Linked DNA regions of Homo sapiens: region 2 is linked to region 1. The links are chromatin contacts, found by Hi-C in ENCODE. All regions are on one chromosome and are shown on one strand. The core of a region is the stretch at or near the end of the contact, and the rest is flanking DNA. Distances in the headings are between cores, read along the strand shown. Region 1 has its middle 18 kb from the start of LINC00473. Region 2 holds the start of MPC1-DT (MPC1 divergent transcript).

Region 1 (3,942 bases), core at 313-2,812:
GCAGTGCACGTGGTGAGGCACTATCGAAGGGAAGAGCCAAATGATGTAAGAATGTAGTCTGCTCCCCCAAATTCTCAAATAGACAGGGTGATCTTTTTAAAAGACGTAAATGAGCAAGAGAACCCTAGTGGTTTTTGGTATCTTATCTCACTTTGTTTTTAAGGAGGCAGAGGGTCCATTTCAAGCTGGGGGTGCCTGAGGGTGCTGACACCATGCCTGGGGGTGCTCTTCCCAGAAGGCAATTTGAAGAGGAAACCTGGGTGAAGCATCTGTGCTAACAGACATTCATGTTTGTTTGTTTGTTTTGTTGTGGTTATATATATATATGTGTGTGTGTGTGTGTGTGTGTGTACACACACATATATATGTACATATATATAAAATATATATATATATAAATTTTCCATTGTCGCCATCTTTAAGGATACAATTCAGTGGCATTGATTAAATTCATGATGTTGTGATATGAGCGCCATGATCTATTTCCAACACTTTTCATCATCCCCAACAGAACAATATTCTACCTATTGAACAATAACTCCCGACACCCCTCCCCCAGCTCCTTGCAACCACCACTCTACTTCCTGTCTCTATGAATTTGTCTACTCCAGGGACTTCCTGTAAGTGGAATCCTGCAGGGTTTGTCCTTCTGTGACTGGCTCGTTTCACTGAGCACAATGTTCTTATCCAGGTTGCGGCACGGGTCAGTGCTCCCTTCCTTAAGGCTGATGCTCCATTGCATGGATGCACCATGTTTTGTGTATTCGTTCATCGGTTGAGGGGCACCGGGCTGGTCCCTCCTCTTGACTATGGTGAATACTGGCTATGGCTGTTGTGAATCCTGGTGCGCAAGCATCAGACATTCCCGTTTTTAGTTCCAGGGACATGGGGTGCCTTCTGCCCCAGGGGGTTTGAAAGCTCCATGTCCCTGGGACATTATGAATGGCACATCTCCCTCCCCAAGTGGATGTAGTGTAGCGGGATTGATGGGGGAAGTTTAGGCACTGGCTGATTAAAATGTTTATAGAATGACTTATGGACTTGGAATTGCGAGGGTTGGACGTACTTGAGCTTTTTAGTTTTTTGGATGTCCACGTGCCAGACGTGCCACGTGCCATTACTACTTTTTGATAATTAGTAATGGAATTTTAAGGCCTGTTTTTTGTTTATCAGTCTCTCTAATTCCTTCTCGATCTCGCTACATTTCGAGTAGACGTGTAGAAATTTAAGGCTGGAGGGCTGAATCAGGGCTAGCCGATACAATTACTTTTCTAGCGTCCTTAGGGGGACATCTTGCCAGTCATTCTGTTCTGAGACCGTGAGAAAACCACTGGTCTGGAAGCCCAGGTGTTCCATGCCGTCCTTGGCTTGTTTTGCCTGGATATCAGAAGCAGCATTTGTGCGTGGGTCCAGCAGTGGCATTTGTCCCCGCACCATCTTCGGGGCTGGCCCGGAGCCCAGGTCCTCCTACTGCCCGGGAGCAGTGGCCGCAACTCCAGGCTGAGGCCTGGCTCTGTCCACTGGGAACCACGCGTGGGTGCAGGCACCGGGCCTTGGATCACACTTGCGCACTCCGAGCACAGCGCATTACTCTTTTTTTCCTGCCCAGATGACTTTAAATAGAAAAATAGCCCTGACTCTAGCATGTTCTCAGCCCGTGAACAATGGGTATTTGCTGGACAAGCGGCTGCGGGCCCCGTCTGCAGGCAGCTTGGGCCTGTGGGGAGGTTCCCGTGACTGCAACTCCCCGGGGCCTCGGAACACAGGACCCCAGGCTCCCAGCCCTACCTCCTTCCTCGGAGGGAGGGGAGGGCTGTGACCCCCTTCCTGGGGGGCTGTGAACTGCCCCCTCCCAGGTGCCTCCCTCTTTCACTCTCCCCTCGGAGGACTAGGGCTCCACAGGGGCAGGGGGATCACATAGGGTGGCACCCGTCACTACAGAGGGGTGCAGGGTTGCAGTAGCGGGGGCTGGGTTGCCTGGGGGACTCGAAGAGTCGCGGGAGCCGTGCGGGGACGAGTGCAGTGGTGCGTGGGGGTCGTGGGGATGGCGACAGCGGGGGCGGGAGCTGAAAAGGCGCGGGGGTGGCTAAGGGACCCTGCGCAGGAGCTGCCGGCCCTCGCGCGCCCCTCGCGGGCCCCCCGGGCCCCCCGCCCGCCCGCGGCTGCTGCCGTCAGAGCTGCCTGCGTCAATGCTGCTTGGTGACACACACAGCTTTTTTTCTTCTGCTCCTTTTTCTCAATGAGAGGAGCCTAATGGGATTCTTATTATCAGACTCATAAATCAAACCGTTAGGCCGTCACGTCTGGCACGTGGACAACACCCCCATCCCCCGCGGCAAACGGAGAGGGCTAGAGCTGCGTTTTCCCCTTTTCAAGAAAAACTTCAAATATTTTATCTTTATATTTTGAAAATCGCAGTAATGCACAGAGCTCGGCTTGCTGTGGCTGGTGCAGCTCTACACGGATGCAGAGCTGGTCCTCCCGTTCCCTGGAAATGGTTTTGCAAAGTTGTTGGTTTTGCAAACAATAAAAGGGTAAAAAATGGGGTTTGCAGGCAAATCGGTTGGTTAGAGGGAACCCACAGATATTTCAAGCTACTGCAACACGAATCGATTAAACATTGTATCAGAGGGGGTTGTGGGCACAGACTTTGGGGCAGCCCTGCCCTGATGCTTGTGCAACTGACACAAAACAAAACCCCAGCTATGAATGCAAATCAAGGAGCAAAGACGTCAGCAACTAAGGCGATCTGGAGCGCTAGGAATCCTGAAAGCTTCTGCATTCTCATAGCTACTTGCATGCAGATTTCTAATAAGATAAATCGGCACTGGTGTATCTAATTAATGGTTGTCCTCCAACAAGCCACTGGATAGCACTTATTAGCCATGGGAGGTAGGAAGCCAGGTTAACCCCCAAAGGAATCTCAGTGCAGCCCCTTCCTCATTTTGGTCAGAGACTCAACCAGAGTGTGGAAGCGGAGCAAAGTCAAAAGGGGTCCAGGGACTAAGGCGTTGAGGCAAGGACCCTCAGAGAGGGAGGTCCCAGCTTCCACAGTCGGACACAGAAAAATATTCCACTCTTGGGAATTGCCTCTTGTGCGAAGCCATATATATTTAGGGGTCTTCTACAGGGAACTGTGAAAGGTCTGCAAGCCCGTCATCTGGTCACTCTGAAGCCAGGTCTCCAGAGCTTCCCTGATGAAATTGTCCTGCCTGTGATGGGGGAGTGTTCTCGGAACCTTTGGGACAGCCTCTGCTGGCTCAGATCAAAACTTCACAGAGCTCAAGGCATGGTCTTCAATTAAAAGCTTGGACCACATGTCAGGTGGGCAGAGGGCTACCGCTTTAGGGTAAAGTGGCTACAAGGAGAGTGGCCTGATATTTTGTATATATTCATGATCATTTTAATTTCCTCTTCCCAGCCTGTGTTCTGCATTTCCCCAGATGTCTTCAAAGGACATATATGACGCCCAGGAGCAGAGTTGTTGGGTCTGTTCTTTCTAATTCCAGACCTTTCTGGTCTTGAGTCGTGGTTTTCTTAGGGTCCAGTGAAAACAGCAGCGCTTGGAGCTGCAGACCCAGGCTGGGAGCTGCCGCGGGGGCGCACGTGTCTGCCTGTAGCCACAGCCTAGGATCATTGCCCTGCACAGTTGGACGGCTTCCACGCCTCGTCTAGTTCTCACTGCATTCTTATAGCAGGACAAGTTCTCTGGATTTGTGTGAACTTTTTAAATAAGAGTTAATAAGTCAATGATTGCCAGATGAGAGAGGCAGCTCATGTGTTTTTAAGAAGCATCAAACCCACCCCCCACCCCCCATATTCTTCCACCCCAGCAAAGAAGGAGCCAGGAAGGCACTGCAAGGGGGAAGCGGGGGCGGGGGGGGGGAGGGCAGGGAGGATCCCTGAGAAAAAAAGATGAATATTTGCATCTTCACTTGTGTG
Region 2 (4,070 bases), core at 619-3,118, 380 kb after region 1:
CAAGTTTACCATATGGCAGACTGAATTATTTTTCCTACCCTACTGCTCTATAAAAGTAGAAGTAAACAGTATTTGCAATAAAATTCAGGATTTAAAACTTTTTTATTGCTAAAATCAAGTTGCCTTCATACTATCCCTTTTGTGTGGTTATAACAGGATTTATTCCTCCTCAGCTTTCATCTCTTTACCTCTTGACCACACTATTAACTACCGAAAAAAAACCGCAGCTGTACACGTACCTAGGTTTTAAAATCATACACTGAAAAACTAACTAAAATTACACTCCTAAATAACCTAAAACTGCTTCAAAGTTATATTCAATATTTTGAAATAAAAGCAAGCGCCCCAAGATGAGAGGTGCAAATAAATTATAGAAAGTGTATTTTCAGGCTTTCCAACCGCGAATGCTCTTTGTTTCTAACTGGAAAGGAGGAGTTAACAGAAAATAGAACAAGAAGAAAAAGTATGACCTTAGAGACACGTCACTTTACTTTGGTTGACAGAATTTCGTATATAAAAACATCTTAAATTGTACTTCCTCCCAAGCTTAAAGTCCTTAGAATGAGAAAACCGAAAGGCGAACCCAAGGCCAGCACATTTTATTTCCGCTGTCCCAGAAGCGCGCTGGGCGCACCCGAAGCTCCGCTCCAACAGCGCCGCGCCGCGCTCTCAGCAGCGCCTCCCGCTGGCGTCTCCCCACCCCACACCCAGGTCGCCGCCTCTGGCACACCTGGACGGCCGCAGGTGACCGGCGACCCACTCCGAGGATCTGGTAGAAACCGGCCAGGAAACCACTCCCGCCCGGAGGAGCGAGCCACTGTCAACTGGCCCGGAGGGACGTGCCCACTGCCAACCATGGGAGAGGAACGAGCCTCTGTCACCCCTGCCGGGTCACCCTGCCCTGAGGGGCGCCCACTGTCACCCCTGCCGGGAGAGGCGTCCCCATGGTCACCCTGTCCTGAGGAGCGCCGTCGCTTTCGTCCCTCCAGGTCCCCACTGCCACTCTGGCCGGGAAGGGCGTCCACTGTTATGCCTACCAGGAGAGGCGTCCCCAGTGTCACCTTGGCCAGGAGGGACGCCCACCGTCACCCACTCCCTGAAGGGGACTCAATGTCACCCCTGCCTTGAGGGGCGCCCACTGTCACCCTGCCGGGAGAGGACACCCACTGTCACCCCCGCCCTGAGGAGCGCCCACTGTCACCCTGCCGGGAGAGGACACCCACTGTCACCCCCGCCCTGAGGGGCGCCCACTGTCACCCCCGCCCTGAAAGGCGCCCACTGTCACCGGCTCTCTACGCCGTCCGCTTCGGGGTGTGGCGGTCCGGGAGGGATCCGGGTGGGGCCCCCCTGACAAGCGCACCCTCTCGCCTGGGCCCCGGCCCACCCGCTGCCCGGGGCCACCGCGTCCTCGCGGCCGCCCTCGTCGCGGACTGCACGGGTCGCAGCCTCCCGGGAGCCCCTCCGGGTTGCGGGGTTCGGCCTGCGGCGCTCGTCACCTCATGAGGTAGTCCCGGAAATCCTTGCTTCGGACATAGTCCGCCGCTTTCCGCACCAACGCGCCCGCCATGGCTGTGCCGACACCAGACCCCGAGTGGTCCCTGCCTCTGCTGCCGCTTCCCAGAGCCAATGACACCCCGGCCAACCCCCCGGCAGCCGACGGCGAGCCAGCCCGAAGGCCCGCCTCACGACACCCGGCCACGCCTTACGGCCGCGCCGCGCCGCCCGGCTCTCGGCCAATGACAGGGCGCAGGGCCAGAGATGGTGGCGCGGACTGGCTGGCTCGTGCCGCACGCCTCCTTCCCGCCCTCGGTGGCGCACGGGGGCGGGGCCCGCTGCCGTAAAACGGCTGGGGCTGGGCCGGGGCTGGCAGGCGGTTGCTAGGCTCCAGCGGCTCCCGGCCAGCGGGGACGTGGAGGTGACATTTCTCTGACCCACAGGACTGTGGGCGCCCTGCCGAGCGTCGCGCGGTCTTGGGGCGACCTGCAGTGGGGCCCCTGCGGCGCAGCGCGCGGTGGGACTGGCCGGGTTCCCGCGCCGCCCAGGGCCTGTGTCTGCGCCGGTTCCTGGCAAGGGCACCTTGGCCGGGCGGCCCGCGTCCCCTGCGCTTCCCACACCCACGTGGGCGGACCCGGCCCGCAAGCTGGGCCAGCCTGCGGTTTCCGGGCACTGGGGAGTGCGCAGAGCCCCGGGCCAGCGACCGCAGCCGGGGCCCCTGGCTTCTCCCGAGCACTTTCCCCCGGACCGGTCCCTCCAGGGTGGCGGGCGGCACCCAGGGCCGGCGCTCCTCACCAACGCGCTGCAGCTACGGGCTCAGGAGGGAGCCGCAGCGTCGGAGGAGGAAAGCATTTAAGAATAGCACAAAGCCTTAGGCTCGAGGAAGCGTGACTGCTTACGTGTTGAAAATAAAGGTTCTGTAAGTCCCACCGCGGGTGCATATTGAAAAGAAAGGGATCATTAGCACGCGACCCTCGCCTAGGAGTATATAAACCGCAGCACGACTTTCGGATCACAAAGGCAGAGAAAAGAACACATTGAAGGCTTTTGCTCACTTTTCCAAGTTGTTTCGTTTCGTTTTGTTTCTAATGTGGACGATCATTTAAAATGCCTCTGGTGGCCGGGCGCGGTGACTGACGCCTGTAATCACAGCACTTTGGGAGGCCGAGGCGGGCGGATCACCTGAGGTCAGGAATTCGAGACCAGCCTGGGCAATACGGTTAAACCCCCTCTCTACTAAAAATAAAAAAATTAGCTGGGCGTGGTGGCATGTGCTTGTAGTCCCAGCTACTTGGGAGGCTGAGACAGAAGAATCGCTTGAACCCGGGAGGCGGAAGTTGCAATGAGCCAAGATTGCGCCATTGCATTCCAGCCTGGGCAACAGAGCAAGACCCTGTCTCCAAAAAAAACAAATAAATATAACAAAATTCCTCTGGTAGCCGGGTGCGGTGGCTCACGCCTGTAATCTCAGCACTTTGGGAGGCTGAGGCAGGTGGATCACTTGAAGTCAAGAGTTTGAGACCAGCCTGGCCAATATAGTGAAACCTCATCTCTACTGAAAATACAAAAATTAGCCAGGCGTGGTGATGCGCTCCTGTGATCCCAGCTACTCGGGAGGCTGAGGCGTGAGAATCGGTTGAACCCGGGAGGTGGAGGTTGTAGTGATCCGAGATTGTGCCATTGCACTCCAGCCTGGGCAACAGAGGGAGATCCTGTCTCTAAAATAAAAAATAAAAGAAATGCCTTTGGTGAACAGGAATTCTCAACATTAGTGACCCGCAGTGTATTAGTGTTAATAATGGACATCCCCTTTGATCCAGCAAGCCCATCTAGAGATTTCCTAGGATAGACAAGCCAGTTTGTGCAATTTCATGTGTACAGCATTGTTTTTAGTATGGAAAGATTAGAGTTTACATATCTACCCATAGGGAGAGAGTTAAATAAATTATGGTGCATCCGTTTAGTGGATTAGTATACAGCCATTAGGAATAAAGGAATTCTTTATGTGCTGATATGAAATATCTTTTTTATTTTCAAGAAAAAAACCCAGGTTCTGAATAGTGTATAAAGTATGCTACTCATTGTGCATAGGGACAAAGAAAATATATACATTCATGTTTGCAAAGATACTGGAGAAATGTTAGTAGTGGCTGCCTCTAAGGATGACCAAGAGTGACACTGACTTTTCATTGTATCTTCCTTTGTTCTTTTTGAAATTTGTACAGTCTACTTATGCTATCTATTCAAAATAAGTGGTGTTAAGAAGAAATGCCTTTGAGAATGAAAATGGTAAGCCCTTGATTGAGTGGGGTTCATTTTCTGTTAGGATCGTGGTCTCTATTGGTCACAGCTGACCTTGATCGTCACTGAAAGTGTATCTCATTACACAATATTGCAGTCTTGAACACCAGGAAGGTTGTTCTGTTCCACATGAACATGCTTCATGATGGGGTTAGGAATGTACAACCTGTGAAAAGTGAGGGAGTCTTGATTATTAATAATAATATTATTAATAGCTACCTTTTCTTGATCATTAGGCACTATTTGTACATTATTTCTCCTTCTCACATCAACCC

What was found. A loop is a pair of places that touch in the nucleus more often than their neighbours do. Pooled maps may share reads with other maps.
Region 2: a loop to region 1 is called in a map of ascending aorta, with 4 times the contacts of the local background. The contact joins the promoter of MPC1-DT here to the enhancer-like site in region 1. A Hi-C loop is called at or near these places in 2 of 168 maps with a recorded cell type or tissue (ascending aorta and sigmoid colon) and 1 of 50 pooled maps.

Annotation. Positions count from the first base shown.
Region 1 is chr6:166,003,994-166,007,935 of GRCh38, forward strand. No RefSeq gene overlaps it. Among named protein-coding and RNA genes, the nearest start is that of LINC00473, 18 kb to the left of the region's middle. RefSeq lists an enhancer at 2,455-2,987. Within about 2 kb of position 1,563, at least 14 of the 41 ENCODE cell types and tissues checked have a DNase peak (open chromatin) inside an H3K27ac peak, as active enhancers do.
Region 2 is chr6:166,381,310-166,385,379 of GRCh38, forward strand. It overlaps MPC1-DT (MPC1 divergent transcript), which reads left to right and starts at 1,869. Exons shown (of 1, transcript NR_189630.1): 1 at 1,869-4,070. It overlaps MPC1 (mitochondrial pyruvate carrier 1), which reads right to left and starts at 1,631. Exons shown (of 5, transcript NM_016098.4): 1 at 1,497-1,631. The coding sequence starts at 1,567. RefSeq lists an enhancer at 774-953 and silencers at 1,314-1,413, 1,564-2,303.